2 separate regions of the Homo sapiens genome follow, and region 2 is linked to region 1. The links are chromatin loops, found by intact Hi-C in ENCODE. Cell type or tissue: breast epithelium. All regions are shown on one strand. Links, peaks and the distances in the headings refer to the core of each region. The heading gives the core; the rest is flanking DNA. Region 1 has its middle 110 kb from the start of LINC02549. Region 2 has its middle 1.2 Mb from the start of EYS.

What was found. Hi-C counts contacts between places; a loop is a spot of excess contacts. Peaks named below come from ENCODE experiments on the same cell type or tissue, not always from the same donor. Only the 100,000 strongest peaks of a DNase experiment are listed, where the experiment ranks them.
Region 2: a loop joins it to region 1, with 22 times the contacts of the local background. A loop is called at or near these places in 2 of 110 quality-filtered maps.

The regions. Positions count from the first base shown.
Region 1 is chr6:68,209,810-68,226,655 of GRCh38, forward strand. No RefSeq gene overlaps it. Among named protein-coding and RNA genes, the nearest start is that of LINC02549, 110 kb to the right of the region's middle. In breast epithelium, for the core only: no CTCF peak of the experiment used is centred there; no DNase peak of the experiment used is centred there.
Region 2 is chr6:66,930,426-66,947,271 of GRCh38, forward strand. No RefSeq gene overlaps it. Among named protein-coding and RNA genes, the nearest start is that of EYS, 1.2 Mb to the left of the region's middle. In breast epithelium, for the core only: no CTCF peak of the experiment used is centred there; no DNase peak of the experiment used is centred there.

The sequences.
Region 1 (16,846 bases), core at 4,069-12,068:
ACAATTCAGAAGAAAATCCTTAAGGAAGGTGCGACCCAGGAACAGTATGAATCTCCACTGCATATTTGTCACCAAATGACAAATATGGATAGGCAATGGAAAAGAATAGCACTGGACTATAAATTTTCTTCTGTCCTACATAAAGAAAAACCTAGCAAAGGAGTATTAAAGAGGAGGGACACTTCTGATTTATATTTATGAGTTTTCAGTCAGTCCACCAAATACTTTATTTTTTCTTTCCTTTTCTTTTTTTTCCTTCTTCTGAGGCAGGATCTTACTCTGTCACCCAGCCTGTAGTGCAGTGGCACAATCACGGCTCACTGCAGCCTCGACCTTCCAGGACTTATGTGAGCCTTCTGCCTCAGCCTCTTGAGTAGCTGGGAGTACAGGTGTATGCCACAATTCCTGGCTATTTTTGGTATATTTTTGTAGGTATGGGGTTTCACCATGTTGCCTAGGTTGGTTTTAAATTCCTGGGCTTGAGCAATCTGCCTGCCTCAGCCTTCTGAAGTACTGGGATTACAGGTGTGAGGCACCATACCCAACTAAATTCTTTACTGTTTTAATGCAGTTGGACTCCTTCATATCACATCTAAGAGAACATATTGTAGCACATCAGGTGAGGAAGTGTTTGCTTTAGGCCTCCACACAGAATCACAGTCATCTGCTAAAAAGATCCATTGCATGACCCCTACCTCTACCCTTGTCCCTTCAGTTTTTGTATCAGAGCCTCCTTTGTGTAAGTAGGTATTACAAGTCTCTCTCTTATGAATTTTCCATTCCCCATTCTCTTTGACCATCACTATGTTGAGTTAACTTGCACTGCTGTCAATAAACTGTCTCTGACAGTATCTCACTGGTTCCACTGGTCTTCCTGAATTTCCACTGAAAAGAATGAATTCTTTTTCCCTTATCACCTTGGCATCTCAGTCCTGTGAAGTCTCCTATCTCAATCATCTAGTCCTCTATCCTACCACAGACATACACTCAAGTAATCGTATTTTATGTCAAGGTTGGGCAAAGTACAGCCCACTGGCCAAATCTGGCATGCAACCCGGTCACATTTAACATGGTAATGTTAGTACCCACATTATATTTTCAATTCTCCTTCTTGGCCCACAAAGTCTAAAATATTTATTACCTGGCTTTTTAAGTAAAAGTTGCTGACCCTACTACAGATCCTCTAGTTCCTAATAAATATAGTTTTTCCACAGTTTTAATTTCAGAAAGTCATGCTGTGATTCACTACCTCCAAATTCAGGTTTATTTGCTCTAGAATTCTGATTTCCCAAATCCTCCCATTTCATTAAGACCATCAGTACACCGATGTTACTATTATATCAAAGTACCTCACTTACCTACTCCAAGTTACATGCTTAATAAGTATTTGTTGATTGAATGAATGGAGTGGGTTTCTTTACTCTGAGTCCAAAATTCCAGATTCCCTCAGGAGTCCTGTCATCTGAGTTCTGCCTTGCTAAGTCATTCACTAATGTGTATATTCTCATTGCTCCTTCCCTCACCCCACAGAAACATGCCTGTCCCTATTTGTTCTCCCCAGGTACTGCAATCTATGCCTAGAGTATAAACGCTAAAGAATAAGCCTATGCTACAACTAGCAGCTCTCAATTTTTGAGTAACTATTATGCACTGGGTACTTTAAACATAATCTTATTTGATCTTCTCAATAACTACATGAGATAAGTACAATTCATATTTTAGAGATGAAGAAACTAGGCCTCAAGAGGTTAATTGCTCAATTTCTCAGAGCACGTGAGTCAGTGTTCCCTCTGAGACCTTTAGAGATCCAAATCCTATATTCTTTCCACTATGCTGTGTGCTGTAAATGTCAAAGAATGACTCAAGGGATGAGCATATCAGTTAATAATGGGGATAGATTTAGAGAGGCCATGTTAAACTTGGAAAGGGGGTTACATATATTTAGGTAAAAGAGTTAAAAAGGTGATTCTCTGCCCCTGGAGTAATAGTTCCTAAAAAACTTACAGATTAGTAAGTAATTCAGCCTCACCCACCTGGCTTTTTTGTGCCACTGCCCAGGAGTTCTTTTAAACACAATAAATGGGCAGGCAACTTCATTTTTTCCAAATATTACTGTATATCAAGAATCTTGCTGTGTTCTATAACCTCATAATTTTCTAGCTGGAAAAGCATGATAGTTTGATGAGAAGATCTTCCCACTGAACCACGGAGGGGCTACTTCTTGCTTTCTTCCAAAAATATAGAGGATTTGGCTTACAAAAAATGTCACTTAATATGATAATTCAGCTGAGGTTAAACTTATTTTTAATTAATGATTCAATACATTTTCTTGCCCTCCCCTACTCAAGAGCAATTAACATAGCTCTTTCTTCTTCTAGCCTAAAGTTTTCTAATAGGGCTAACCACTTCTAACAAAGAAATTCATATCTGAAAGAAAGAAGGCTATTTTGGTGTGTAGTTCAAAAACTATTGAGCATGACCTATAAAAGTTATTATTCATATTACTGCTCTTTCTAAGAGTCTATCTTTTTTTAAGGCTCTCTCTACTTTTCAATGCTCTGACAGCAATCTGTCATGCCTCAACCCTCTTTAAGAGTTTCTAAATTCTCTGTAAATACCATATGCATCCTGTGACACTGACATTCTCCTGCTTTCTTGATCTTTGCCATGCCCAGTTAGATATTTAGATTCATTGACCCAGCATCCTCACTGAGCTTCACCTGACATCTATTTCTTTGTAGCTTTAAATCGAATAGCCAAATAGTAATATATAATTTTGAAACAAATTTTTTTCCATGTGTCCACTTCCTCAAGACATTCTTATTCAAGCCAACTTTCCCTTTTAAAATTAGAGCAACAATCTCTTCACAAACATGTAAGATACGCTCTGCAGGTGGGAGTCAGAAGAAATGAGAATGTTCTTAAAGAATCCCTTCTATTTTCTCATCCAATATTACCTGCTCTGACCTATAGCTGAGTGATGGAAATTAGAAATGATTAGCAAGTGGAGATTTGTTAGATTAGATAAGGATACCTAGAAAACTATGAATATGAAATGCTTTTTTTCTTCCACTGCAGTTCATTTAAATACAAATACAGTCGTTATCATCTTCGAGGATTGTGTATTTATTAGTAATGTAAAAGAAATGCATAACATTTTATGTCTGAGTCTTCTATTTCTTTCTTTTTCCTTTTTTTATTATACTTTAAGTTCTGGGATACATGTGAAGAACATGCATGTTTGTTACATAGGTATACACGTGCCATGGTGGTTTGCTGCACCCATCAACCCATCATCTACATTAGGTATTGCTCCTAAAGATATCCCTCCTCTAGCCCCCGAATCCCAGAAAAGCCCTGGCGTGTGATGTTTCCCTCAGTGTGTTCATGTGTTCTCATTGTTCAGCTCCCATTTATGAGTGAAAACATGCCGTGTTTGGTTTTCTGTTCCTGTGTTAGTTTGCTGAGAATGATGGTTTCCAGCTTCATCCATGTCCATGCAAAGGACATGAACTCATTCTTTTTAATGGTGGCATAGTATTCCATGGTGTATATGTGCCACATTTTCTTTATCCAGTGTATTATTTATGGGCATTTGGGTTGGTTCCAAGTTTTGCTATTGTGAATAGTGCTGCAATAAACATAAGTGTGAATGTGTCTTTATAGTATAATGATTTATAATCTTTTGGGTATATATCCAGTAATGGGATTGCTGGGACAAATGGTATTTCTGTTTCTAGATCCTTGAGGAATCGCCACACTGTCTTCCACAATGGCTGAACTAATTTACACTTCCACCAACAGTGTAAAAGCATTCCTATTTCTCCACAACTTGTCCAGCATCTGATGTTTCCTGACTTTTTTTTTTTTTTTGAGACGGAGTCTCGCTCTGTCGCCCAGGCTGGGGTGCAGTGGCGGGATCTCGGCTCACTGCAAGCTCCGCCTCCCGGGTTCACGCCATTCTCCTGCCTCAGCCTCCCAAGTAGCTGGGACTACAGGCGCCCGCCACTACGCCCGGCTAATTTTTTTGTATTTTTAGTAGAGACGGGGTTTCACCGCTTTAGCCGGGATGGTCTCGATCTCCTGACGTCGTGATCCGCCCGCCTCGGCCTCCCAAAGTGCTGGGATTTCCTGACTTTTTAATGAAAGCCGTTCTGTCGTGAGATGGTATTTCATTGAGGTTTTGATTTGCATTTCACTAATGACCAGTGATGATGAGCTTTTTTTCATATTTTTGTTGGCCACATATATGTCCTCTTTTGAGAAGTGTCTATTCATATCGTTCACCTACTTTTTGATGTGATTGTTAGTTTTTGTCTGGTTAATTTGTTTAAGGTCCTTGTAGATTTTGGATGGATAGATTTTGTCAGATGGATAGATTGCAAACATTTTTCCCATTCTGTAGGTTTCCTGTACACTCTGACGATAGTTTCTTTTGCTGTGCAGAAGCTCTTTAGTTTAATTAGGTCCCATTTGTCAATTTTGGCTCTTGTTGCCATTGCTTTCATGTTTTAGTCATGAAGTATTTGCCCATGCCTTTGTCCTGAATGGTATTGTCTACGTTTTCTTCTAGGGTTTTTATGGTTTTAGGTCTTACATGTAAGTCTTTAATCCACTTTGAGTTAATTTTTGTATAAGGTGTATGGAAGGGGTCCTGTTTCAGTTTTCTGCATATGGCTAGCCAGTTTTCCCAACACCATTTATTAAATAGGGAATCCTTTTCTCATTGCTTGTTTTGTAAGGTTTGTCAAAGATCAGATGGTTGTAGATGTGTGGTGTTATTTCTGAGGCCTGTGTTCTGTTTTATATATAGGTCTATATATCTGTTTTGGTACCAGTACCATGCTGTTTTGGTTACTGTACCCTTGTAGTATAGTTTGAGTCAGATAGCATGATGTCTCCAACTTTGTTCTTTTTGCTTAGGATTGTCTTGAATATTTGGTTTCATATGAAATTTAAAGTAGTTTCTTTCTAATTCTGTGAAGAAAGTCAATGGTAGCTTGATGGGGATAGCAGTGAATCCATAAATTACTTTGCACAGTATAGCCATTTTCACAATATTGATTCTTCCTATCCATGAGCATGGAACATTTTTCATTTGTTTGTGTCCTGTCTTATTTCCTTGAGCAGTGATTTGTAATTCTCCTTGAAGAGGTTCTTCACATCCCTTGTAAGTTGTATTCCTAGGTATTTTATTCTCTTTGTAGCAATTGTGAATGGCAGTTCACTCATGATTTGGCTTTCTGTCTATTATTGGTGTATAGGAATGCTTGCAATTTTTGCACTTTGATTTTGTATCCTGAGACTTTGCTGAAGTTGCTTATCAGCTTAACGAGGTTTTGGGCTGAGACGATGTGGTTTTCAAAATATACAATCATGTCATCTGAAAACAGAGACAATTTGACTTCCTCTCTTCCTATTTGAATACCCTTTATTTCTTTCTCTTGCCTGATTGCCCTGGCCAGAACTTCCAATACTATGTTGAATAGGATTGGTGAGAGAGGGCATCTTTTTCTTTTGCCGGTTTTCAAAGGGAATGCTTCCAGTTTTTGCCCATTGAGTATGATATTGGCTGTGTGTTTGTCATAAATAGCTTTTACTATTTTGAGATACATTTCATCAAGTATTCTCTGATGGTAGTTTGTATTTCTGTGGGAACTGTGGTGATATCCTCTTTATCATTTTTTATTGTGTCTATTTGATTCTTCTCTCTTTTCTTCTTCAGTAGTCTGGCTAGTGGTCTATCTATTTTGTTAATCTTTTCAAAAAACCAACTTCTGGGTTCATTGATTTTTTAAAGTGCTTTTTGTGTCTCTATCTTCTTCAGTTCTTCTCTGATCTTAGTTATTTCTTGTCTTCTTCTAGCTTTTGAATTTCTTTTCTTGCTTCTCTAGTTCTTTTAATTGTGATGTTAGGGTGTCGATTTTAGATTTTTTTTCAGCTTTCTCCTATGGGCATTTAGTGCTATTTCCCTCTAAACACTGCTTTAGCTGTGTCTCAGAGATTCTGGTACCTTCTGTATTTGTTCTCATTGGTTTTAAAGAATTTATTTATTTCTGCCTTAATTTTATTATTTACCCTGTAGTCATTCAGTAGCAGGTTGTTCAGTTTCCATGGAGTTGTGCAGCTTTGAGTGAGTTTTTAAATCTTGAGTTCTAATTTAATTGCACTGTGGTCTGAGAGACGTTTGTTATCATTTCCGTTCTTTTGCATTTGCTGAGGAGTGTTTTACTTTCAATTATGTGGTCTATTTTAGAATAAGTGCATTGTGGTGCTGAGAAGAATATATATTCTGTTGATTTCGGGTGGAGAGTTCTGTAGATGTCTATTAGGTCTGCTTGGTCCAGAGATGAGTTCAAGTCCTGAATATCCTTCCTAATTTTCTGCCTCACTCATCTGTCTAATATTGAGAGTGGGGTGTTAAAGTCTCCCACTATTATTGTGTGGGAGTCTAAGTCTCTTTATAGTTCTTTAAGAACTTGTTTTATGAATCTGAGTGCTCCAATATTGGGTGCATATATATTTAGGATAGATAGCTCTTCTTGTTGCATTGATCCCTTTACCATTATGTAATGCCCTTCTTTGTCTTTTTAAATCTTTGTTGGTTTAAAGTCTGTTTTATCAGAGACTAGGATTGCAATTCCTGCTTTTCTTTTTCTTTTTTTGCATTCCATTTGCTTGGTAAATATTCCTAAGAAAAAGCCTATGTGTGTCTGTGCACGTGAGATGGATCTCCTTAATACAGCACATTGATGGGTCTTGAGTCTTTATCCAATTTGCTTGTAATTGGGGCATTTAGCCTGTTTACATTTAAGGTTAATATTGTTATGTGTGAATTTGATCCTGTCATTATGATGCTAGCTGGTTATTTTGCAATTAGTTGATGCAGTTTCTTCATAGTGTTGATGGTCTTTACATTTTGGCATGTTTTTGCAGTCGTTGGTGCCAGTTTTGCCTTTCCATGTTTAGTGCTTCCTTCAGGAGCTCTTGTAAGGCAGGACTGATGATAACAAAATCTCTCAGCACTTGCTTGTCTGTAAAAAATTTATCTCTACTTTGCTTTTGAAGCTTAGTTTGGCTGAATATAAAATTCTGGGTTGAAAATTCTTTTATTTAAGAATAAATAAATTTGAATATTGACCCACACTCACTTCTGGCTTGTAGATTTTCTGCATAGAGATCCACTGTTAGTCTAACGGGCTTCCCATTTTGGGTAATGTGACCTTTCTCACTGGCTGCCCTTAATATTTTTTTCTTCATTTCAACGTTGGTGAATCTGATAATTATGTGTCTTGGGGTTGCTCTTCTCGAGGAGTATCTTTGTGGTGTTCTTTGTATTTCCTGAATTTGAATTTTGGCCTGTCTTGCTAGGTTGGGGAAGTTCGCCTGGACAATATCCTGCAGAGTGTTTTCCAACTGGGTTCCATTCTCCCCGTCACTTTAAGGTACACCAATCAAATGTAGGTTTTGTCTTTTCACATAGTCCCATATTTCTTGGAGGCTTTGCTCATTCCTTTTCATTCTTTTTTGTTTAATCTTGTCTTCATGCTTTATTTAATTAAGCTGATCTTCAATCTCTGGTATCCTTTATTCCGCTTGATGGGTATGGCTATTGATGCTTGTATATTCTTCACAAAGTTCTCGTGCTGTGTTTTTCAGCTGCATCAGGTCATTTATATTCTTCTCTAAACTGGTTATTCTTGTTAGCAAATCCTCTAACCTTTTTTCAAGGTTCTTACCTTCCTTGCATTGGGTTAGAACATGCTACTTTAGCTTGGAGGAGTTTGTTATTACCCACCTCTGAAGCCTACTTTTGTCAGTTTGTCAAACTCATTCTCCATCCAGTTTTGTTTCCTTGCAGGTGAGGAGTTGTGATCCTTTGGAGAAGAGGTATTCTGATTTTTATACTTTTAACCCTTTTTGCACTGGTTTTTCTTCATTTTTGTGGATTTATCTACCTTTGGTTATTGACGTTGGTGATCTTAGGATGAGGTTTTTGTGTGGACATCCTTTTTGTTGATGTTGATGCTATTCCTTTTTGTTTGTTAGTTTTCTTTCTAACAGTCAGGCCCCTCTGCTGCCGGTCTGCTGGAGTTTGCTGGAGGTCCACTCCAGACCCTGTTTGCAAGGGTATCACCAATGGAGGCTGCAGAACAGCAAAGATTACTGCCTGTTTTTTCCTCTGAAAGCTTCGTCCCAGAGGGACACCTGACAGATGCCAGCCAGAGCTCTCCTGTATGAGGTGTCTGTTGACCACTCCTGGGAGGTGTCTCCTAGTCAGGAGGCATGGGGGCCAGGAACCCACTTGAGGAGGCAGTCTGTTTCTTAGCAGAGCTCAAGCGCTGTGCTGGGAGATCCACTGTTCTTTTCAGAGCCAGCAGGCAGGAACGTCTAAGTTGGCTGAAGCTGTGCCCACAGCCACCCTTTTCCCCAGGTGCTCTGTCCCAGGAAAATGGGAGTTTGTTGTTGTTGTTGTTGTTGTTGTTGTTTTGTTGGTTTTGAGACAGAGTTTCACTCTTGTTGCCCAGGCTGGAGTGCAATGGCATGATCTCAGCTCACTGAACCTCTGCCTACTGGGTTCAAGAGATTCCCCTGCCTCAGCCTCCTGAGTAGCTGGGATTACAGGCAACTGCCACCACGCCAAGCTAATTTTTGTATTTTTAGTAGAGATGAGGTTTCACCATGTTAGCCAGTCTAGTCTCGAACTCCTGACCTCAGGTGATCCACCTGCCTCGGCCTCTCAAATTCCTGGGATTACAGATGTGAGCCATTGTACCCAGCTGGGAGTTTTATCTGTATGCCCCTGACTGGGGCTGCTGCCTTTCTTTCAGAGCTGCCCTGCCCAGAGAGGAGGAATCTAGAGAGGCAGTCTGGCTACAGCAGCTTTGCAAAACTGCGGTGGGCTCTGCCCAGTTAAAACTTTCTGGTGGTTTTGTTTATACTGTGAGGGTGAAAAATGTCTACTCAAGCCTCAGGAATGGCAGATACCCCTCCCCCACCAAGCTCAAGCACCCCAGGTCAACTTCAGACTGCTGTGCTGGCAGCCAGAATTTCAAGTCAGTGGATCTTAGCTTGCTGGGCTCCATAGTGATAGGATCTGCTGAGCTAGACCATTTGGCTCCCTGGATTCAGCCCCCTTTCCAGGGTAGGGAATGGTTCTGTCTTGCTGGCATTCCAGGTGCCACTGGGGGTATGAAAAAAAAATAAAAATAAAAAAAAACTCCTGCAGCTAGCTCAGTGTCGGCCCAAAAGGCCACCCAGTTTTGTGTTTGATACCCAGAGCCCTGGTGGTGTAGGCACCTGAGGGAATCTTCTGGTCTGTGAGTTGTGAAGACCATGGGAAAAGTGTAATATCTGGGCTGGGATGCACTGTTCCTCACAGCACAGTCCCTCACAGCTTTCCATGGCTAGAAGAGGGAGTTCCCCAACCCCTTGTGCTTTCCAGGTGAGGCAATGCCCCACCCTGCTTTGGCTAACCCTCCATGGGCTGCACCCACTTTCTAACCAGTTCCAGTGAGATAAAACCGGGTACCTCAGTTGGAAATGCATAAATCACCCACCTTCTGCATTGATCTCGCTGGGAGCTGCAGACCAGAGCTGTTCCTATTTGGCTATCTTGCCAGCCACCCTTGAGTCCTCTAGGAATCCCTTTTTATCATTAACATACATTGAACATTTACAACAGTTCCAAGGACTATACTTTGCATGTTTTAACTCATTTAATGCTCAAAATAACTCCATTATTGTCCCCATTTGTACAAATAAAGTACCAACTGAAGGTCAAAGAGCTTGAATAAATTGCTTTAGGTCACATAGCTAAAAAGTCTGAAATCAAATATAAATTCAGTCAATCTGACTCCAGATATTGTTTATCCATAAAAATATATACAGCCTCGGAATTGTTCATTGGTACTAGACTTCTTCAAGAAAGTTCGTTGCATTTTTTTGAGAGTGAACAGAGTGCCTTCAGAAATAGCGGCCTTATTAAAATATGATTTATTTTTGTTCTTCCTAAGTCAGTGTATATGGAGTCTCTAATTGGCTGGAGACAAGTTTTCAAATTCACTGGGAAAACTTTTGTTGCTACCCAAAGATTCCTGTCCAACCTTTATGCTAATCTTTCTGTTGGGCTTATTGTTTTAACTTATGGCTTTAAAATATGCAAAAATACAAGTGCATACTTCCATGCTAATATATTTTCCTGTTATATCTCCCAACCATTCCCAGAATGCCTGGGACAAACAAGCACTAAATACTGCCTTAATATGAAAGAGATTTTCATAGAGGAAAGAGATTTTCTGAGGCTAGTGTGGAGGTTACTTATCCCAACTTCAGCTCAATAGATATGGCAAAATGTTTACAAATTTCATATCTATAACAATTGTAAACATGTATTTTAAAATGTATAGTTAATAAAATAATGTATAGTTAAATACATTTTATAATTAAATGGATTTTAAGTCTCATATTTTATATTGTTTGATTAGTCTGTTTTCACATTACTGATAAAGACTTACCTGAGATTGGATAATTTATAAAGAAAAAGAGGTTTAATCAACTCACAGTTCCATGTGGCTAGGGAGGCCTCACAATCATGGTGGAAGGCGAAAGGCATGTCTTATATGGCAGCAGGCAAGAGAGAATGAGAACCAAGAGAAAAGGGTTTCCTCTCATAAAACCGTAAGTTATCGTGAGACTTATTCACTATGACAAGAACAGTATGGGGGAAAGGACCCCATGATTCAATTATCTCTCACTGGGCTCTTCCCACAACATATGGGAATTATGGGAGCTACAGTTCAAGATGAGATTTGGGTGGGAACACAGCCAAACAATATCAATTCTATACTATACATCTTTGTGTTGACAATACTTAGCCTGTTCTTTTTTTCATAGAAGGTGTTTTTGTTGATGATATTGACCTGTATGATATCTTCAACCCTTTATTCATCAAGAGGATATTGAGGACAGAAGTAAAATTGCAAGGAAGTTTATTTCTCACAGCAAAAAGAAAATGTTTGTTCAATATATAGTTCGACATCCCAGACTTTATACAGTTGGCCATGAATACAAAAATGTCGTTTTGAATCTTTAAATCATTAATTGACTACAATTTGAGTCCTATGTCTTTGAAAGAAAAAAACTCACACCCAAATGAAATCATTTCATAAAAAACAAGCAAGGTAATGATTATTTTTCTTCATTTGTTCAGGTCTTCTGAAGTTCCTCAGCTCACTTGTCTCAGCAGTGTCTGTATCCTTTAGTCCTCAATTATCGATGAAAAAAGGAGGTGCCACAAAGTGGATATTACTGTGAATAAGTCTGAATTCAGGGTATAGAAACACACATGTGTGTGCACACATACACACACACAGAACCTTGGGGAACTGTTTTTATTTTGTGGAAAACATACCTAATTGCAATGTTGTTTGCTTTGCCAGGTGCCATGTCCAATCATGCTCAAAGAAATCTTTCAGCTGCTCCTGGAAAGAGGGCTTGCTTATATAGTTGCTCTCTTATTGCTGCTAGCAATAAGCCCAATTTACCTTCTCAGTACATATCTCCTTTACCTATACTTGACATTTCTTTCAAAGAGACAGCCTGATCCCTTGTGTATTTGTGAGCACTGTGTTTGTGTTTATTTGTGTTTCTGTATGTGTTTCCTTCACCTACTTTAACTCTTACGAAGATCAACAACCACTTAAAACATTCAACCATTTTTTGGTCTCCAAGTTCCTTCTCTTAGAGAGAACATTTGGCTGCAGCTGTTTTCTTTCTGCAAAGCTCTATTATGCTTAAAGTTCATAGTTGAATAAGAAAATGCATTTCTAGAAATATGTTTTCTGGATTTTTATGTAATAGTAGTACACTCAAGCATTGTTCTTTTGCTGAATGCATGCAAATCTATAATGGAAAATATTTCATCAGTTTAGATGTTTATGCTTTCATATTAAAGATTTTTGTTAACCAGACAGAGGAACAAGGCCTAATATGGCAACATGCTCTGTTTAAGTAATAGTACTTGTCTTGATTATATGGCCTTTATTAAAATTCCCAGCTCCGTGAACATTACACAAAACATTTTTTGCCAGATTTCTAGATGCCTCTGACATAAAATAATCAAGACTCAAGTGTATGCATGTATGTGTGTATGCATGTGTATGTATAGTGATTCTATATATATATATAATATATATATATATATAAAATATATAATCCATCTGAAGACATGCATTTGGAAACATCAAATCCAAGCTACCAGGCTTATGTAAATCCAGATAAGGAACAACCAATTTCTCAGAACTTGTTAAAATATCTGAACTTAAGTGAACTTCATAGTTCTTAAATTTTTTTATTTTTCCAGTCTTACTGATATTTTTAAAATTTAATCATTATAAACTCCAATAGCAGAAAAACAAATATTATCTTTTACAATAAATAACAGAAGTGAATCTATATAGATCTAGGGTACTCATGGGGTTCATTCTCTTTGGCGCATTCATAAAAACCTGAAATCTGAAATTGTGTGACTTTGAAGGACACTATGTCTATCTATCTATCATCTATCTATCTATCATCTACCTATTTCCAATTGTTTAAAATTTCTCTTACCCAATTTATTAAAAATTCATTTTTACTAGTGAGTAGGCACCTATTAGGGCAGGAATTATGTATTATCTCTATTTATTATTACACATCCTGGGCCTAAGTGCAAAGTAAATATTTATTGAAGAAAAGAAGGAGAAAGTAAAGAAGGGAAGAAGAAGGGAAGGAGGTAGGGAAGAATGGAAAGCAGGGTGGGAAGTAAGGGAAGGAAGAAATGTATTAACTATTTTTGTTGTTGTTGTTCCTTTCCTAGACCTTATCAGTATACAAAATAGAATGGCTGCTACAGAGTAGGTACCAGAAGTGTCCACTATGGACAATAGAAGGCTTTGCAGTTTGGGTACTATAGGAAGAAAACATTGAGACAGAGTTGGTTGTACAACTCTTTTTATTAAGAAGTTACATCAGCAAAAGAAGGGGAAGAAGAAGGGATGGTTAGATGTGACAGAGGCTGTATCCCCCACAAGGAGCTCTAGAGTAAATGTTGCCTGTTAGAGGAGTTCTATTTCAGGTGCACATGGCTAAGCCCTTGGACCACTGCCTTGTTCAATCACTGGCTGGCAGCCACTCTAAGAAGACTGGTACCTCGGCTTGAAATCTGAGGCTGACGATAAAGAAGCTGATAGCTGGAGGCTGTTTGATAACCACGCTCCTTGCAGCTAGCATTTCTTTTCTTAAACGGGGATGTGGAAGACACATCTCTGTATCTTCTACATCAGGTATGGACAAGTTTCCTTCATTATGGAAAGCAACCTAAGATATACCAACTTGTCCCTCTCAAATAACCAGCTCTAAATAAGAAGGGAATATAATGCTCTCCGAGAAAAGTGTAAAAAAGGGAACTCATGCAAAGGAATCTGTTTGTTTGTCAGTCTTTACACTGCATTTCTGTATGTTTCTACTTTGCTTATTAGGGGGATTCACAACAAATGCATCTCTGATTTTTTGTAATTGAAAGCATAACTGATCAATATTAAAGAAAACACATCTCTATTCTTTATAAAAAATAAGAATTTTTTATAAAGGATTCAAATGGATATCACTTGGTGAAACTTAAATGAGTTAATATCTTTGTTTCTCTTATTACCTTCCTTTTTGTAGGTTTCCATGGGAATCTTTGAAAAGCAACTGACTACAGCTGAATCTATATGTGTTCTAACAAGATCAGATTCAATTAAAGATCTGATGCATCTGCTCCTCGTGGTTTATGAAAAAAATCAACATGAATTTATTGAATAATTAATATGTACAGATTATGCAAACTGTGAGAAATTCAAAAACTGAGGAAGCTCCTGCCTGTGTTTTCGTATCGCAATGAGAACTGAAGCTAGGCATGTATTCACCAACATGAGGTAGGAGAGAAAATATTTTTCACCCATCACAAGGTTCATGGCTGAGGCTTTTACAACAAAAGACAAATTAACAACAAAAAAATAGGATAACCAAATTTATTTAACGTAAGTTTTATATGAAACAAAGCCTTCAGAATTGAACATGGAAAGAACCAGGGAAAACTGTGCATTTTTACAGAAAGTCATACAAAAGTGTGATTGGAGCACAAAAGAGTATGATCTAAGGATAATAAACTGGGGTAAACTTAACAAGGCCTGTTTGTTCAGATTCTTCTTGGACTCTCCGTGTGACATTTCTTCTCTCCTGTAGTAAGACAGGACATCTGTCACATGAGGTTCTTTAGGAGAGAGGGGAGGGACAAAGTTAGAGAGACCTTCCCGCTTCTGCAGTTTTCTCAATTTATTTCAGCTTTAAAATACTCAGTATGGCAAGATTCCACATTTTGGGGTGGCATTTTCTATACCCCATTAATGACAAACTTGAGTATCCTAGTTTATTTTTTCCCCAACTGAAATTGTTTTTTATAATCTCAGAAAAAAAAAAAACTGCTAGGCATGGGGTATGTGAAAATGGAAGTTAAAATGACAGTATTGTAGACAGTTGGCCAGCAAGTGATTCAGTATCTCAATGAATTATTATAAATTGAGTATCTACAACGTGCCATTAACTATGATAGAATCCTAGGACACAGAAATTGACAACGTAGAAGATATCCTTCCATTCGCTGAACTTATACATGACCAAACTAATAATTCTGAAGAATTAGAAGAGCTAAGAATGAAATGAAAGAGGAAATGTTATAAAGAGTAAATATAGTAGAACTGGGAAGCCAAGAGCAGGAAAATTTTATGTAGGATGATCAATCAAGAACATTTTGAAGAAATGTAATTTGACTTGAGATCTGAGAGGTGAACAAACAATAAATTGAACTTTTTGGGGGAGAATATTAAAAAGAAAAGATAACCAGAAAGAAAAATTACAAAGTTTCTGAGAGAGAAGTAAGTTTAGCTGGTTCTAGAAATATGTGGTACACTAGAAATACAATACAAGACACATATGTAATCTTAAATTTGTTAGGAGACATTTAAAGAGTAAAATTAAAGTGGTTCAATTACAATAATACTAAATTTTGTCTTATTTTATGTAATATACCCTAAACAGCATTTCTACATATAATCAAATTAAATATTAATGAAAATATTTTACTTTAATTTTTTATACTAAGGTTTAAAAATATGCTACATATTTTAGACTTACAAAGTGAATTCAAATTAGAATATTTAGATATGGTGATTGTATTTTAAGTAATCATAGTCATTTGTGACTCATAGCTACCATATAGGATGGTGTGATTATAGAGACTGAAAGAAGGCTACTGTTTCTCGATGGCGTCTAAGAAAGTGTATTGAGAGGAATTTGGAGCTAAAAATAGTATATAAAGCAAGCAGGGCCTTCTAGGCAGTGGCATTGCATTTATATCATATTCAAATTACAACGGGAAGTCATTAGAGGGTTTTAAGAAAAAAACTGACCTGATATAATAACCGCTATTAATAGACTGTGCATGCTGTGTAGAAAATAGCCTGTAAAGGGTACAAGAGTAGATGCAGAAAAAACAGTTACAGTCTTCTTTGAGCTACATTGGCAGCATAAGCAGTGGACATATATGGGAAAGATATGGATATGTGTTTTGGAGGTAAAAGCCCACCGGACTGAATTCAACCAGAGAGATCAGATATAGGGCAAGCATAAAGAGAAGAATTAAGAATGACTCTTTTTGTTTGTTTGTTTGTTTGTTTTATTGTTGTTGTTATTCTTTATTTTTGCAGCGGCAAGTGGATGGTGGTAGCATAAACTGAAATAAGAAAGACTTGAAGTTTCAGAGGACAGAAATGGAAATTCCCATGGGTTATGTAAAATTTGAAATGACAGACACAGTTCAAAATTATGAGTAAACAAGTTGTTTTATTAGAGTGGAATTCAGATTTTGAGAGTGTCAGTGTATAGTTATTATTTAAAGTTAAGAGACAATGACATTACCTAGAAAAGGAAAGAAAAGGAGCAGAAAGGGAGAGAGGAGAAGATAAAGGATTAGGTGAGGGGAGGAGAGGAGAAGGGCTGACAATGCCTAAAACAAAAGGCAGAAAATTAGGAGGACAAAGGCTGTTTTCACAGACAGGTAGTCCCAAAAGCCTAGTTGGTATGCTATAGAGAGAGACAGGAGGTGAAGAAATGGAGATAGCAGTACAAATACTATTTACAAGGAGTCTATTTAAAAAGCTGAGAAACAAGGCAGGAATTGGAAGGGGAATGTGCAATGAAGGGAGAGCATTTTCTAAATAATTATTTAATTAAGGTTGAGAATCTGAGATTAAGCCAGTTTAATCAATTTACCCAAACTCTCACAGTACATAGTGAAACCAAGTTGCAAATGCAGATATTTCTGACAGCAAGGGCCAGAACCTCATGCATGTTATAGTGCATTTTATAACGCCTCTTGGGGAGGAAAGCTGAATTTTGGAAAGCCAATATCTTTTAAATGTAGTGGTATCAAGTAAGAGGTATTGATTAGTCTCAGTGATAAGAAGTTGACTTAAGACTGGAATTATGAGAAGAAGGAAAGGGCTGATGAAAAATACATTACCAACAAAATAAGACCCCAACAAAGATGAGGCTGAGCCTCATGAATATGGGAATAAGGAATAGTCAAAGGTGACTCAGGGCTTATAAGTTCCCATACATAGAAAAATATGGTGGTCTGCATCTACCATGAATTTGGCTTTCATATGATGTTCAATTTAATTAATACATTCCATCACAATCCCTCATCTGCTTTTTGGATCTAAATGGTTTTTCACACCTCAGCTGACTAATGATGATTTTGAGC
Region 2 (16,846 bases), core at 3,107-11,106, 1.3 Mb before region 1:
CCTAGATTTCCAGACCAGCCTTCAGTAGTAAATGAGCAATGTAAATTGGTTAGCCCAGAAGACCATACTCTCTAAAGCTACTTCAGATTTGAGGAGGAAAGAAAGTAAATCACTTCTCAAGGGCTTGGACTGGAAGCCATGGAGGACAACAGACAAGGGAATTCTTTAGGGAGATCTCAGGCAGGTTTTTCAAAAGTGCTAACAAGAGGATGTCTTTCCCTAACACAAATGGAATCTTCGCAATTCCTGAAGATAGTGTTGGCCTATGGCTATAGATGACTAATAGCTGTGTTTTAAAACCATTTCCCTTTCTAAAAAAGATTTTCTTGTGATAATTTTTTCTTATTTCATCATTCAAATTAGTCATGTTGGGAGAATGCACAATATCCAGACTCAGATTTCCAACTCTGAAATGAATTTTGTAATCAAATTGGATTTGATGATTGTCTCACTCAGAGAAGTGGTGAGTATATTATTCTAAAGGAAATAAATGTAAACATGGGTATTTGAATAACTAAAGAGGTCAACAGTGGCAGAATCTGCTAGATTTCTCTTCATATCCACTTGTTCCTTTTTACTTACCAATAAAACCGCTTGAATTTGAACCAGGTACATGGCTATTCAGAAGACTATTTTGTCAATAGTTTTGAAAAAAGTCACCCTTTCCTGTTTAACTGGTTCTGTAAAATTTTTGTGTTACAAGATTCAGATGTTGTATGTTTGATAGTGGGTGAATCTTGTCATGCCATGGGAAGCATTGGTTAAACTAAACTAAAAACTTAAAACTCAAAATTGATATTGATATGATATGGACTGGCAGGCTAAGATAAGATTTGGGGAGGTCCTCTCTAAAACATTGAGAATGGTCATCTCTAGATAGTTGGAATTTGTTTATATGTGCTTTAAAAACTTACATTATAATCATTTTATAAGCATTTCTTATCTTTGTTAATAAGCAATTAAACATACTGTTTTGGAGCCAGTATGCTTATTTTATCTGGCAATATGATGATATAATGAATAAACATAAATATCTTATTCAAATGCTAATTTAGTGAGGAGGCTTTCTTAGCTTGGTAGATTAACCTTTTCACTCTTGTATTACAGTAGAAAAGTTCATTATATAACCAATCTATAGAACTTTGTATTAGATAAAGCTTTTCCTTTTTCCCCTTAATATAAGGGAGAGCTATCTCTTAAAATTATTGGGATGACTCAGTCATCTAGGCTTAATAAATTATGTTACATAACTTAAAATAAAAATTTTAAGTTGACAGATAAAGTGGATTTTCTCTGCTTGCATAATAACATTCATGCCAACTGATAATTTTGGAGGTGCTGATTGCTTTAGCAAAGTAAAACATCTTTAATTATATCATATAACATAAACTTAGATACAGCAAGAACTTTGAAGAGTCATACTATGGACAACAGACTAATTACAACAAAATCGTTGAAAATATCTTGCAAAATATGTATTAACATCATCATCAGTGTCAGAAATATTCATTAGGAAATACTAGTTTTCTTGAATATTACACAAGATTTGAAAAATGCTAGTCTTGCAAAAAAAGTTCTTTTAGAATTTGGAAATTTCCAACAGTACTTTTGACTGAATTACTAAATTACCAAAAGTGTTGAAGTAATATCTAACCTTAATATATTTTGAATAGCACATTTATTTATTTATTCTCCCTATTATATTCAACATAAAGAAGTGACTAGAACAAGCGAATACATTTTTCCACAATTGGCAGCCTTTTTTTCACCTTGAAATCCTTATCCATGTTTACCAAAGATGACCAATGAAGCTACACTAACATTTTGCATCTCTCACTTCAATTCCTTACATTCCAGAAAATGCTACAAAAAGTAAATTAACCAAAGGAAAGGTTTAATAGTAATTTGTGTGTGCATCTGTTCTATTAGGGACTGGAATATATTTCTGTATTTAAGATTGCTTTTCTTTTCTAATTTGAAGTATGTGACTTGAAAGTGTTTTTATTTTGATGGTTATCTGTCCTCAAAGCTGAAATGTTTTGTCTAGGTTTTCTGGAAATGGAATATTATTATATTTAAACTCAGTGTTGGGCCACCACCTGATTAAAATAAATGAACATGTTACATTGGGTAGCTAGTTAGGTATGAGCTGGGCAGGAGAGGTTTCCCCCACCCCAAACAGACACACACTAGGAGTGTTGGTGACCATCAGGTGATGGTCAGGTGATTGTTAACAGTTTATCTAAATATTATCCAATTATTTAATAATGGGTCACAGCCAGTGCCAGGGAAAGGCAGGCTCCTAATAGAAAACACCTGAAACCAATCAGCAGCTTCCAAATAAGATTTCAGGAGTGAGGAGAAGTAATGGAAGATCTTGGAAGTATGCCAACATGTAAAACCCCAAGTCAAGAGGTCAAGCTGCCCAATTGGTTTCTCAAGTCACCCACTTGGCCCTCATCTAAGTTGTACTTTCCTTTTCTTTCCTTTCCTTACTGTTCTAAAGCTTTCTAATACATTTTCACTCCTACTCAAATTTGCCTCCATCTCTCCTTCTGCCTTATGCCCCGCAGTCATATTCTTTCTTCCAAGGAGGCAAAAGTTGAGGTTGCTACAGATCTCTGTGGATTTGCCACAGGTAATTCGGATACATGCCACTGGTAACAAACTAATGGAAGTATTTTACCCTATCTAGAAGTTTTACTTTGTAAATTGTGAAATCTGAAAATCAAGTAATTATAAAAAATGCATTTTATGTAAATGTGTATTTTAAGTAAACAAATTTCAAAACATTTAGAATATTTGAGCATATATTAAGTTAGTATTCAAGAGAAATGCTATCAAATGACTATTTAGTACTTTACTCTTTATTGGTCAACCTTGTCTGATGGAGGAAACATTGATTAGACTAAACCTTTTACATAGATAGATAAATAAGTGCTTTGGTAGGTTTTTTTTTTTTATCAACTGCTTAAGAGTTAAAACCCTCAAATTATAGCTGGTATTTGAAAACCTGTTGGATATCTGTAGATTAATGAATGCTGCATTAACAAAAAATTCAAAATAGCCTGTAAACCTGAAGATAGGCTTTTTTTTGCAAAAATTATGTGAAAATTTGAATGATCTGCCTAAAAATGAGAAAAGTATCACAGAAAATATCTTTTAAAACCTGACTCTTTAAAAAACTTAATATATTTGATTACATCATAATTTCTAATAGTTTTTTTCGTCTTGATAATAATACACCAGAAGTTATTTCTCATATTTTCACTTTCTGGCCTTTTGACAAGTAACATGGTTAGTTTTTTTCCTTCCAATTGGAGCCTAAAAGTGATGCTCATTCTGTAGCATCATTATGCTGTCTTAGTGATGCTATGGAATGAGTGGGAATGAGGAACTAATTCTCAAAGTAGTGTTTCTTCTTACAACATTCAAGGAATATCCTTACAGAAGGTAAGTTGGAGTAAGTATGTTTGTGAGATAGCCCCTGCTTCATCAGTTTTCGATTTTAATTTCTCCAATAACTACTTTTCAAGGACTATTATATTTAATTGTCTGTCTTCTTCCAGTCGTACTTTTTCTCAGTCTCTTGCAGTTTGCCCTTTCAGTGATGAGACTAGTCAAATCTTTAGCAAGCCTGAGTCAATGGATTATGAAAGCTCTAAAGAACAAAATGAAGCTGATGTGGATCTGTTACTTTTATTTCTCATGGATAAAAATCCTGTATAGTTTTTGATTATCCTAATTGTCAGTTTGAAACCTGAAATTTATGTGTGCAAATGAGAATGTTTTTATGCTAATGATTTTGGATTCTAGGTATTTTTCCAGAGTGCTTAGAAGGCAGAAACAAAACTTTGTATAGGATCTAATAAAAAACATTTAAATAAATACTTAACATCACATATATCACAGAATATTACTTTAAATACAATAATAAGTTAAAAGGATACATTTTGCCTGAGTATGATGTAACAAAATAGAACTAAAATCATCTTCATTCACTTAGTAACTACTTATTGAGCACTTATCCTGTAATTGTGATGGAGTTGAACATTGGTCCTGCTATCCTGATTGTACTATATGGCGTCAACATTGTTGTGTATTATCAGTGCAAACAAAAATTCCTAATTAGGTATAATTACTTGATACAAAATATGGCCAAGTGATCATGCTGTTTCTCATAATTGTGATATGAGAATATTTAACAGGAAGTTCTTATAATATTAACTAATTGGGAAATACCTCTCTAGTGATGTTTAAAAATAAGATCTTAAAATTAAGAATTTTACCTGTATTTCTTATTTTAATTCAAGCATCCTATTTTATGCATTAATTGCATAAAAAGTGAATTAAAATTACACACAACCATTTTATCTGAATATTCTTTTCTTGAATTGATTTTTTTAAATATTAAAATAAACTGTATTATTGAGATACCAAAGGTAATGAATGAACTCTAGAACTTCAATTACATATTACACACACATCTACTTTCTTTCCCATGTTTAATTAGGTATGAAAAGAGCCAAATTACTTTTAAGGCTGAAAATTATACTAGTGTTTAATTTAGTCATTTAAATTCTCTATAGCCATGTGTTGGATAGATTTTCATTTCTGTCTAGCAGTCTCTGTTGGCTATCTGTATTTTCCCAAATATTTTTAATGCACGAAACACAGCATTATATATACACATAAGTAGAATGTGCTATTTTAATAAAAATAAAATCATATATTTTATTTTTAAATTTAAGAAATCATTTGGAATATATTTAATAGACATAACATGTAATTTTGCTGATAAACTATAATTTATTTAAATTTTCTCATTAACTTTCTTCTTTTTTTTAACCTTTCTAAATGATTCTAGGCCATGTGCAGTGGTTCATGCTTGTAATCCCAGCACTTTGAAGGCTGAGGTGGGAGGATCACTGGAGATCAGGAATTTGGCCAACATGTTGAAACAGGGTCTCTAGTGAAACTACAAAAATTACCTGAGAATGGTGGTGCAGACCTTTAATCCCAGCTACTCAGTGGCTGAAACACCTATACATTTGAAAATAGCATTTTATAAGTGTAATGTGAGGGTTACATATTCAGTGTTTTCCATGAAGGAAACTGATAGTTATTGATGGCTGTGATGGTGGACCATTTGAAGTGGCCACTGCGAGGATGCCAGCTGCATCAGGGGAGGCTCAGCTGGGGCTGTGTAATCTGGAGTTGGCAGGGGGCAGGAACAGGTGATCCCAGCAAGAGCCCCACACCCTACTGTGTTAGAGGGGTGGGAGTCTGTACTCCCTGGCCCAGCTACAGCTGCCCAGCTGCAGCTCCGGACCTGGGCATCCCTGTGCTCTTGGGGGTACAGTAAACCCCCTGACACTGCAGGCTTAGAAGTGCCTGCTCCAGGTCGGGTGCAATGGCTCAAGCCTGTAATCCCAGCACTTTGGGAGGCCAAGGTGGGCGGATTAGGTCAGGAGTTCAAGACCAGCCTGGCCAATATAGTGAAACCACCTTTCTACTAAAAATACAAAAATTAGCCAGGCATAGTGGTGCATGCCTGTAGTTCCAGTTACTTGGGAGGCTGAGGCAGAAGAATCACTTGGACCCAGGAGGTGGAGCTTGCAGTGAGCACAGATTGCGGTGCTGCACCCCAGCCTGGGTGACAGAGTGAGACTCTGTCTCAAAAAAAAAAAAGTGTCTGTACCCACTCTCTGGCCTCTCTGCACTCCTGGCACCCACTCTTCAGTGGAGCAAAGTTGTGGATGTGTCCTGATAGCTGAGCCTGAGTGCTGTTGTGACCTGGCTGGGTGTGCATGCAGTCACAGTCATGCTAAAACAACAATCTTGCACTGCCTTGCCACCCTTGCTGGAAACTGATGCTGAGACTAAAATATTTTGCGCAGATGAGCATGGGAGGGAGGCTGGGAGGCTGAGGGCAGCTCAGCATGGGCCTGCAGGTGCCATTCAGTGTGGATAGTCTGTGCGCTGTGGTTGGTATGTTGATGGTGGTGGGAGGCAGACCGGTTTCTAGGTGGGAAGGAGTAAGTCCACAGTGAAACCTCCCCTTCAAGCCATTGACGGCCTGAAGCCTGGGGGCTGGGCTGCAAGTTCCATGTGAAGTCTGTGACTTGGAGTGAGAACTTCCATGATGCCTTTTGGCTAATCAACTGGTGCTTTTTTCAGGACTGCCCATGATCAACCATGGACCAATCAGCATGCATTTCCTCCATTCTGAGCCTATAAAACTCCCAGACTCAGCCAGACTCAGACACTCCTCAATACTACCTCCCTGCTGATAGGCACTACCCACTTTGAGTCTCCTCCCTGCTGAGAGTTGTTCAGTCACCCAGTAAAGGTCTTCTTCACTTTGCTCACACTTTAGTTGTACATGTCACTTCATTCTTCCTGGATGTGGGACAAGAACTCAGGACCTGCCAAATGGCAGGAGCTAAACACACTGTAACACTTCACTGGCCAGATGATTGTGCTGAAAGCAGGAGCTGAAAGGGCTGTAACACTATAGCCCTGCCACCCTCTGCTGGCACTGGCCAGCCACCTCATGTGACAGAAAGCAGCGGCAGGGCCAGGCCACAGGAGAAATGGACCGGAGTGGGGAAGCAGGACTGAAAGAGCTATAACACAAATGGGCAGAACACATGTTCCCCACCCTCACCCCTGCCACCAAAACATGCACCTTTGCTAGCTGTGATGTGAGCAATGAGAAGGAGAGAAGAGCTGTAGACCTTCTGGGAGCCCAGACCTCAGGGCTCCTCAAGCCAGGGATGTGACATTCTATAACACCCTCTTTAAGGCTCTGAAATTACTGGTGTCTCAGAGTTTTGTGGTGCAACCACGTTCCCCTGGTCCAGACACTGGTACCTGTAGTGGAATCCACTTGTGGTGTTTCTGGTCCAGCCACAGCCTCACATGCAGCTGGTGCCTAGAGCTGTCTGCCCTACTGCAACAGCTGGTGTGCCTGGGTCTGCGCAGTGGTCAAACCCCACGCTTGCTGGGTCACATACCTTTTGCCACTCTGCACCTGGCTCACCCCTGGCAGGCATGGGATCCAGGCTGGTAGTGAGAGCCTGTCATACTGAGTGGGTGAAATGATTCCATTGGGTGTGAGCAAAACTCAAGCAGAGGTGTCACCAGCCACAGAGGTTTCTGGCTAGTGAAGCAACACCCTAAGTATCCTGAGACATTATTACTTCTAAGGAAATAAATAGGGAAGTCCCTGTGGAGTTAATCCTTTAAGAGAGGTTGGATTTTTAACAGATATATAGACCTGCATTTTAAGCCCAGAGAGAGAAATGGGCAAAGATGAGAGCAATACTTATACACCCTTGTATGCTTAGTATCTATGAAGTGGATTGGGGGATATTGAAGGGATATAGTAACATAAACAGAAACCCAGAAATCACCATATTATATAAAATGCATTATAAGTAGTATTAGGAAATTAAAGATTATATAATTTAAAGTGCTGTTTTGAATAACACTGCAGAAGTTGAAATGGTTGACTTAAGTCAGTATGATTTTAAGAGATAAGCTGGAGAAAGAAACATTTCCTACCACAGGCAATAAAAAGAGAAGGACACAAACATCAGCATGAACATTGTCCACAGAGGACTTTTTCCAAGGACTTTTCATTGCAAATTGTAGAAACTGTTATTTGTAACTGACCATTTTCTTTCTACATACATTCTTTCTCACATTTTTGCTAATTTTTTATGTGCATCAGTCCTTTCCAGAGTCTATAAAACCTTCAAAGTTAGAATCATGCAGATTACTTTTTTCTAGATCCCCTATTGTTATCACAGTGCAGAGAATTCATTAGCTGAGTTTCAGCCTTCTGATGTGAAATTAGAATGACTTTCCTTATGGGCCCTTTAAATTCCAAAAAATAACACTAACAATGGTAGTATTAAGTGCTCGATAAACTTGATGTTTGTTGATTGGTTTCATAGCACATGTGCCATATCTTCACATTAAGAAGTACACTTTTATAATCCAAAATATCTTCCCATTGGTATTTTATAAATGCAACTGCAACAGTGAAAATGACAGATAGATATAAATATTTTGGGCATTTCTATTAAAGTTTCACCCTTTTAAAACTGTGTTGCATTTCAGACTGTAAAACTTGCTTTTCATGTGTTGTAATTCATAGTTTTTTAGTCCTCTTCCATCATATGATGTTATAGGTAGATGTTTAAAGTTGATGTTATTTCTACATTTATAACAAAGCTATGCATTACGTATTTAATAGAAAACATATTAAAAAGCAAAAAACAATGGCAGCTCTTCCAAAAGATTATATTTCTACAAATCTGTTAAATTGCTACTATTTCTCTCTAAATGCTACGTAAGACATGGATTCCATAGAGTGATAGTGCACATTGATCTTCAAACTGGACCTTTTAGGTTCAATATTCATAGATTTTGTTTGCTGTTCATGTTAGGTAATACTATAAGCATCCTTTTAATCTTCATTTGGGTTACTAAGAAAAATGTCCACTTGTATACCAAGTAACAAAGTTACAATTAATGTAGTTAAGAAATACTTTAGTAACGCCTAAATGATTATCTTTAATCTTGCATTTCACTTCCTGAGAGTTATTTGGAGCTAATTTTGGCAAGCTGTGTAGCATGGTGTTAACAGTGGATGATTTAGATTCAGATTAGGAAGTATCAAAGTACGAATCTAATACTTCAACTGTAAACTTTCTCTTTGTCTTTCAGATTTCTCCACCAAAAATATAGGAAAATTGATAATAGTTATGTTGGCAATATGCTTAGAGTTATTTTATAATACAGCAAGTACTTAATATTACCAGCTATTATTGTATTCATTTGGATTTTAAAATTTGAAATAAGCTGCAATACATAATCAAATAACTGTCTGACATCCATGATTAAAAATAATAAAGTTCTAAAAGCACATTCTTTTAAAAGAATATTTAATGAGATAACTGATAAATTGTTTCAAAACATATAGAAAGTAGTTTTATCACACTAGGATTTACATGTATTTATCTTTTTTTTTTTGGTAAATTTTACTTGCCCTTATATATACAGATTTTTTTTGGAAAGAATAAGTTACAAAATTTCAGTTAGAGAAGAGACAAAAGTTGAAGAGATCTGTTCAACAACATGGTGACTATAGTTAATAATGTATTGCATTCTTGAAAAACCCTAAGAATGTACACAAAGTATTCTTACCACAAAATAAAAACTCTGTGAGGCAATGTCTATGTTAGCCAGATTTAGTCAGTCTACAATGCATATACAGTATACTTCAAAACATGCCCTTGTACACAGTAAATACATACACTTTTTCTTTCAATGTAAAATATAAAATTTAAAAAAACCAAAATATTATTTTCTCTTTTTTTTGTTTTAATTGAGATGAGTTAAATGTGGTTGCTGCTTTACTTAAGGGCTATTTAAGAAAAATCAAAATAACTATAAAAGCAAAAATACTCTTAAACCAGTATCCTAATTCAACATGGTCAGTATGGATTTTTTTTCTGGTGTTGTTTTTATTTTATAACTAGCAGTAATTATAATCAAGAAGCTTAGACATTTTTATAAATGCTGACAGAAGTGCTCACTTAAAAAACGCATGGCATCTGAGGATTTTTGAATGCATGTGTACACCCAAAAGGTACTTAGGGCTGAAATAGATGACACTCAACTACTTCCTGTTAGATGTAAGAAAATGTGTTAATTGCATTTAATATAGTTTATTATACTCTAGTCAACACAGGCCATCTGTCCACAACAGCTGCCTCATGGTGGTTTCAGCAAAGCATGTGCGTGTATATATTTTAAGTGAAAGCACAATTGAAAAGAGCAAAACAGCCTACATTGAGTTTGTGTTACATGACTATGCAGCAAATAAATATAAAAATATTATACCAGCATGAATACACTCCAATCAAATTTTCTCCTGGTGCAAGAAGTGACTTTGTTTAAAAGTAAATATCAATAAATCACTTCACTAAGAAATAACCATTAGATTTCGAATTGTATAAGAATAAAAAAGTAAAAAAGATGACTAAAGTACTTTGCTTAATATATAAGCATAAATGGGGGTTTGAGAAGACTGGAGAGAAGTAGCAAAAGAGATGCCAGGAGCAGATGAGATGATAAGTCAGGGATCTGGAACCTGTGGTGGTGAAATGTGTAAAAGGTACTTTTAAAAACAAAAATGTTAAATATTCAATATGCTATTAGCAATTCTGTGACTTATTCTGCTCATAAAAGGCTTAGTAAAGTCTACTAGACAAAACAAAATTGTTGCAAATACTATGTTTTTGCTAGATAAAGATCAAAGGCAATGCTGTTTTGATGACTGGGTTCAGGTAAGAATCAAAAGGCAAAACACAGTGAGTTGAATTTCAACTTTTTAAACAGAACAGACTTGGGAAACACAATAACTCCTAGAAATATAGGGATAATCATGCAAATATGTTACCTCCTCAAAAATTCAGATACCTTGAGATGAGGATGCCACTTTTCCCAAGCAGATAAACCTTAACTAGTTTTAATTGAATTTAATTCAATGTATTTTATTTTAGTCAGCATAAGCGTAAGCTTATTTTAGGAGAAAAGGTGACCACAGTAGGTAACTGAGCTGTTAATTTTCTGAGGAAAGACACTAAAAGGTAAAGATCATTCATTTCAATAAATATTTATTGAGTGCTTCTTGTGCCAAATGATTGTTAAATCACTGTGTATCTCACAGTGAACAAAGACAGAAATTCTTACCTCTATGAAGATTATATGCTATTGGTGCATAGAGACAGAAAAGAAAAACAATAAATGAGTTCAATTATACGGTATATTACACAATGATAAGTACTATGAGGTAAATAAAGCTGGCAAGGTAGAATTAGGGACAGGATGCAATTTTAATTTGAGCAAAGACCTTAAGAAAAGGAAGGCACAAATCAGGTGGAGATATAGGTAAATAGAGTTGCAGACACACGAACATGAAAGGTCTCTGAGTTTTAATTTGACATTTAAGAAATAGCAAGGGAGTCTGGGACCACAAATTATAAAGATGTCTTCATGTTAATTTCCTATTGGCAAAATATAACCAACTCTGTAAGTGTTAGTCAACTAATAAAGTAGACTCATTTCATAAACAGAAATACTAAAGGATTTTAAGTTGTTTGCCCAAACAATTTACAACTCCTAGCTTGTTCAAATTTATATACTATTTTAGAATATTATTTGAATACTACTCTTTTATCCCTACTATGTAAGTAATTAGGTATAGTTTTTTTTTATTCTTGTCTCATTTGATTTTGTGACTACACAGGAGGATGAGCCAAACTATGTGAAATATTTTTAAACTCTTTATTCCTCATTAATCTGAATAGAATTGACAGAGTGTTAGAAATACCAGAGAAAGGAAACAGAAAAACCTTATAAAATATTTATGCATTCATTTATTCAATACATTTATTGAACAACTGTCATATGCTGGCAGCAGGCTAAGCACTGGAACTATGGTACTGTAAAAAACAGACATGATTTTGTCCTTAAGAAGGTAACATTATAGTGAGTCATTCATGCATTAAACAAAGGATAATAAAATAATTTGAAAGACTGTTTTACAGCAACATGCAGTTGCAAGGAATCCTCTTGTCTTGGAAATCAGAGAAGTCCTAGAAACATACAAGGGCATTACAACTGTCTTATGAAATAGAAAATATTAATTTGGTCAGAGAGAGAGTGATTAAATATATGAAATAATGCTGATTATGCCACTATTTCAAGTTCTGAAAGTTGTCCACAAGACTGAGCAAAGTGGGTATCACCTGTAACTCTGATAAGGACAGTTTTGGTATAGTCTTGAAAATGAAAGCTTGATTGAAGTATGTTCATAAGAAATGCTCATCACAGGGCTATTCACAATAGCAAAAACATAGAATCAACCCAGGTGCCCATCAATGGTGTATTGGATAAAGAAAATGTGGTATACGTGCAACATGGAATACTACATGTGCATAAAAGATAATGAAATGGTGTCCTTTGCAGAAACGTGGATAAAGCTGGAAGCTTATCCCTGGAAGCTTATCTTATGCCCTAACACAGAAAAGAAAAACCAAATGCTGCATATTGTCACTTATAAGTGAGAGCTAAACATTTAGTACACATAGACATAGAGGTGGGAACAACAGACACTGGGGACTACTAGATAGGGAAGATAGGGAGTGGGAAGGGGCATGAACTGAAGAACTACCTATTGGGTATTATGGTACTGTGCTCACTACCTGGGTGACAGATTCAGACATACCCCAAAACCTCAGCATCATAAACTATATCTTTGTAACAACCCACACATGTACCCCCTGATTCTAAATAAAAGTTGGAGAAGAAAAAAAATGGAAAGGAAATGAAAACTGAGAATATAGACAACCCCTTTAAGGAGTTTTGTGATAAATGGTGCTGAAAAATTAGGCAGAAGGTGAAATTGGCAAAAATCATTTTTCAACATTAGATTTATATCGCATTTTTCTTAGTTTATGAGAAAATTAAAGACAATTGATAATAGGTCTTAGAGAGGCATCAATGACACAGTGTATTTTATGATGTAAATAAAATGGAAAATAATTTAATGCAGAAGTAGAAAAGTTAGCATTAGGTTACACCAAGATCTGCTCATCCAGAAAGCAAAATACATGACTTCTGATGTAGGTAGCTTCATGTAGGTAGAAAAAACAAGAATTGTTCTTTTAGTTTATTTTAATTTCTCGATGGGAAAAAGGGCAGCATTATCAGCTAACCGTGGCAATTGGAGAGGGGTCTTAGTGATTTAAGGAGATACAAGATGGTAAATGGTTGCTGAATTGAGTGGCCCACTTAAGGGTTGTGAATTTAAGTTAAAGCCTTCAGGCAGCCTTGTTCAGGGACTGTTGCAGGTGAATATAGATGAGATTTTGATTAAACGTAGCATTGGAGTTTTATCAGGTAAATATAATGAAGGAAGAGAATTGCAGGAATGTTGAGGGTCTATATAAAAAAAAGCTAAATGATGGGTGTTTTAGTCCACTTTGTGCTGATAGAGCACCACAGACTGGGTAATTTATAAAGAACACACATGCATTTCTCACAGTTCTGGAGGGAATGGAAAGTTCAAGATCAAGTTTGCAACATCTGGTTGAATTCCTTTTTGCTGCATCCTCACATGATGAAAAGTCAAAGGTCAAAAGGAGAAGAGTGTCCTCATATTAGAGAAGAGCAGAAGAGAGAGCAAACCCACTAACAAGAACTCATTTTAAAAGGGCTGTATTAATTTGTTCTCATGCTGCTATGAAGAAATACCCAAGACAGGGTAATTTATTAAAAAAAATAGGTTTAGTTGATTCACATTTCCACATGGCTGGGGAGGCTTCAGAAAACTTACAATCATAGTGCAAGTCACCTCTTTACAGGGCTGCAGGAGAGAGAATGAGTGCAAGCAGGGGAAATACCAGATGCTTAAAAAAATCCATCATATCTCATGAGACTCACTCATTATCAGGAGAACAACATGAGAGAAACTACCACCATGATTCAGCTACCTCCACTTGGTCCCAACCTTGACACGTGGGGATTATGGGAATTACAATTCAAGGGGAGATTTGGGTGTGGACACAGATCCAAATCATATCAGGGCCCTTTCCATTCATGAGGGAGGAGCCATCATAACCTATTCATCTCTCAAATGTCCCACCTTCCAATACTATCCCCTTGGTACTAGGTTTCTACATTAATTTCAGAGGGGAAATTCCATTAAAACCATAGCAAGGCATCATACAATCTAACCTGTTAAAAGAGACGAGTAAAGACATTAGGGGTTTCTAGACATAACAAATGTAGTGGTATCAATTGCCAATACATTCCAATGGCATCTAAGATTTCCAGGAGATGGGGTACCAAAAAGAGTGAGCTGAAAATATAGAGGTAGTGTTTAGAGAATAGAGTACTGGAATTGAAATTATGGCGGTGTGACTATTGGTGTTTTGGGGAGTTAAGCAATAGCTAGGTAACTAGTAATGGTCATTGCAGAAAAGGAAGTCAACAGATTGAGAAACTAGAATATCAGATGCAAAATCTAAATGGATTTTGAAATCATTGCAAATTATGAGAGAATTAATGTTGCAGAAAGATGAGGTGTGTCAGCCAAAATCCACATCCAGCTCCATGTTTGTGAGCCAAAGTTCTTACATAGATAAAGGTTGAAGATAGTTTCAGATCAATTTTGCCTCCAATACTATTAAAAATGGAGATGATTAGGAGATAGTTTAGGGACATGTATCTCAGTGGGTGTCACACAGTCTAATCTCCTACAAATAAACATCAGTTTTCTTTAGAGTTTAGGGACATGTATCTCAGTGGGTGTCACACAGTCTAATCTCCTACAAGTAAACATCAGTTTTCTTTAGTGAACATTTGGAAAGATTATTGGATTAGAAATTCTTCTGTATTTGCATAGCAGCAAATCCATGTGTGTTTTCAATTTGTTAAACTCTTTCACTCTGAAGATGGCTCTGTCCTATTCAGATGGAGCTCAACATTTGTTGAAAGTGTCCTAATTCTCATCACTGGTGGAACAGGCAAGAAGGGCCCAGTGGTACCGTCTGCTGGCCCTAGGAGAAGTCTGACCAAAAATTGAGACACATCTGTAGGAAGACCCCTGACTTCCTCCAAAATAAAGTGTCTTGCAGTCCAGATCTTCCCTGTTTGCTTGTGGGCACAGCTGACCTGGACCTCCCTTTCTGGGATGGGGCTTTCCTGGGTTGGCCTTGGCCTCAGAAGTGGCTCTGGTTTGGCCCCAGGGGTGTGTGGCCTGGCCAAGCCTGCAGCCTTCTGGTTGTGCCCTTGGTGTCACTAAGACCCCACCCCACCCCCCACTTCTGCTAAAACTGCACAGACAAATGCATTCTAGAGGCCACTCATGGCCTCCAGTGTACATTCCTCATGTTTACGTCATTTGTAATCTTCAAAACCAGTCCATAATGGTGTGATTAGTTTTGCTTCAAAAGCCCTGGTGTTGATTGCAGTCTATAGGAATTATGTGTAATTGTGGTGAGGGGACTTGTCCTGTATTAGAGTGAGTCTGTGCCCAGGTGGGGTCTCTGCCTTGCACACTGGTCCCCTCTATGTGCATTTCGCTAGCTGAATGCAACAGTAATTTACATCTGGAACAAATACACTCTGGGCATCACTGATTCTCTGCAGACAAGAGGTGGTATGGTAATCTCACTGACAGATGGACAGTGGCCCTCAGAAGGTCACAATGTCTTCTAGGAGTCATTAGGAATTTTCTAAGCTTTCCAAATGTTCATTTTATAAGAGTCAGGAGAATCTGTGAAATTTGCATCATTGGAGAAATGCAGTATTTAAGGTTAGCCTCTTACTCTTATCATTCACATAGTGTTCATACTCCTATACTGGGAAATATTTTTACACCATGGTTCATACCTATTAATGAGACAGAAATTATTAAAGAATCGTTTTATTTAGCAAAAGCTTATACAATGTTACTAAAGTCCTATATGATTTGTGCTATTACCCGATTACAGAGAAATGAGCTTCATATCTATTCCTTAACTTGTCTTGAGATAATAAGAAACTAATCAGTTTCTGCGTATTAGATATTTTTCATAACATAAAGGATATTTTCCTCAGTGGACAACTAGTTACTGAGGCAAACCAAACAGTGAAGACTGGGAAATGTTTTGTGCATAATTGCTATGACTATTCCTACATGATTTTTTGTCAATTAACAACATCCTGATGGGACCAACAAAAATACATCTTCAAAACTAGCAATGAAACAGGATTAAATAAAACAAGTTGAGAATAAGAACATTTCTGTCATAAAGGCAGCAATTAGTGATCATAGTAATACTAAAAGAAAATAAAGTCCCCTATTCAATTCATTTTATCGTCTCTTCACCAGAGATAGCTTTTTCATGCGTATAAGTTTGGATATTTTCTTGCTTTAAATATTTTTATCTATTATAAACAGTGCTACGAAAATATTTATTTTGTGTGTATGTGGGTATACGTGAATATATGTAACATGCAGTACTAGAAATGAAACTGGTAAGTTAAAGGATGTAGATTTCCATATGATAAACATTGCCACAAACTCTTCTGAGATATTGTATCAATTTGTACTTCTACTAATAATGGGTAACAATATCATTTCACAGAACATATTAAAACGTATACTAATTTATTCTAAATATTTGCTAATCTAAGTTCTGAAAAGCTTTTCCAAATTAAATTGTGAAATTTATACATATGCATAATTTATTGTTACATATATGTAAAACTATGATCTAAAGGTCAGATATTTTAAACTTTTTTTATTTCTTATTTTGTGTTCTACCTGTCTTCTTCTGCATTTTTATTCTGTTATGACTCATGTTATTTATTTTGTGCTTTTGATATTTTTATTATCTTTTAAATAGATATGCCTATTGCAGGATTTATTCCTTTGCTATTTGTTGTAAAGCTACTTTCATTGTTATAGTTTGTTTATAGTAATTTTTCCCTGGAAATAGTTAATAAATCATGTTAAAATTTATTTGTCATTTTTATTTTGATGGCTGGATTTCAAATTATGTTAATAAAAGCCTTCTCTATGCCAATATTATATTTTAAGATTCTCACAATATTTTTCTAGTAGTATTTATACAGTAAGTCTTTTTGTTATAATAACATATAAACCATAATTCCATCTGTATTTTTTATTTTGGTGTAATGGGAAATCTAAACTGTTTTTTTAAAATGGTTACCCGATTGTTGGAAAAACAATTTGTTACATAATTAATCTTTCCTT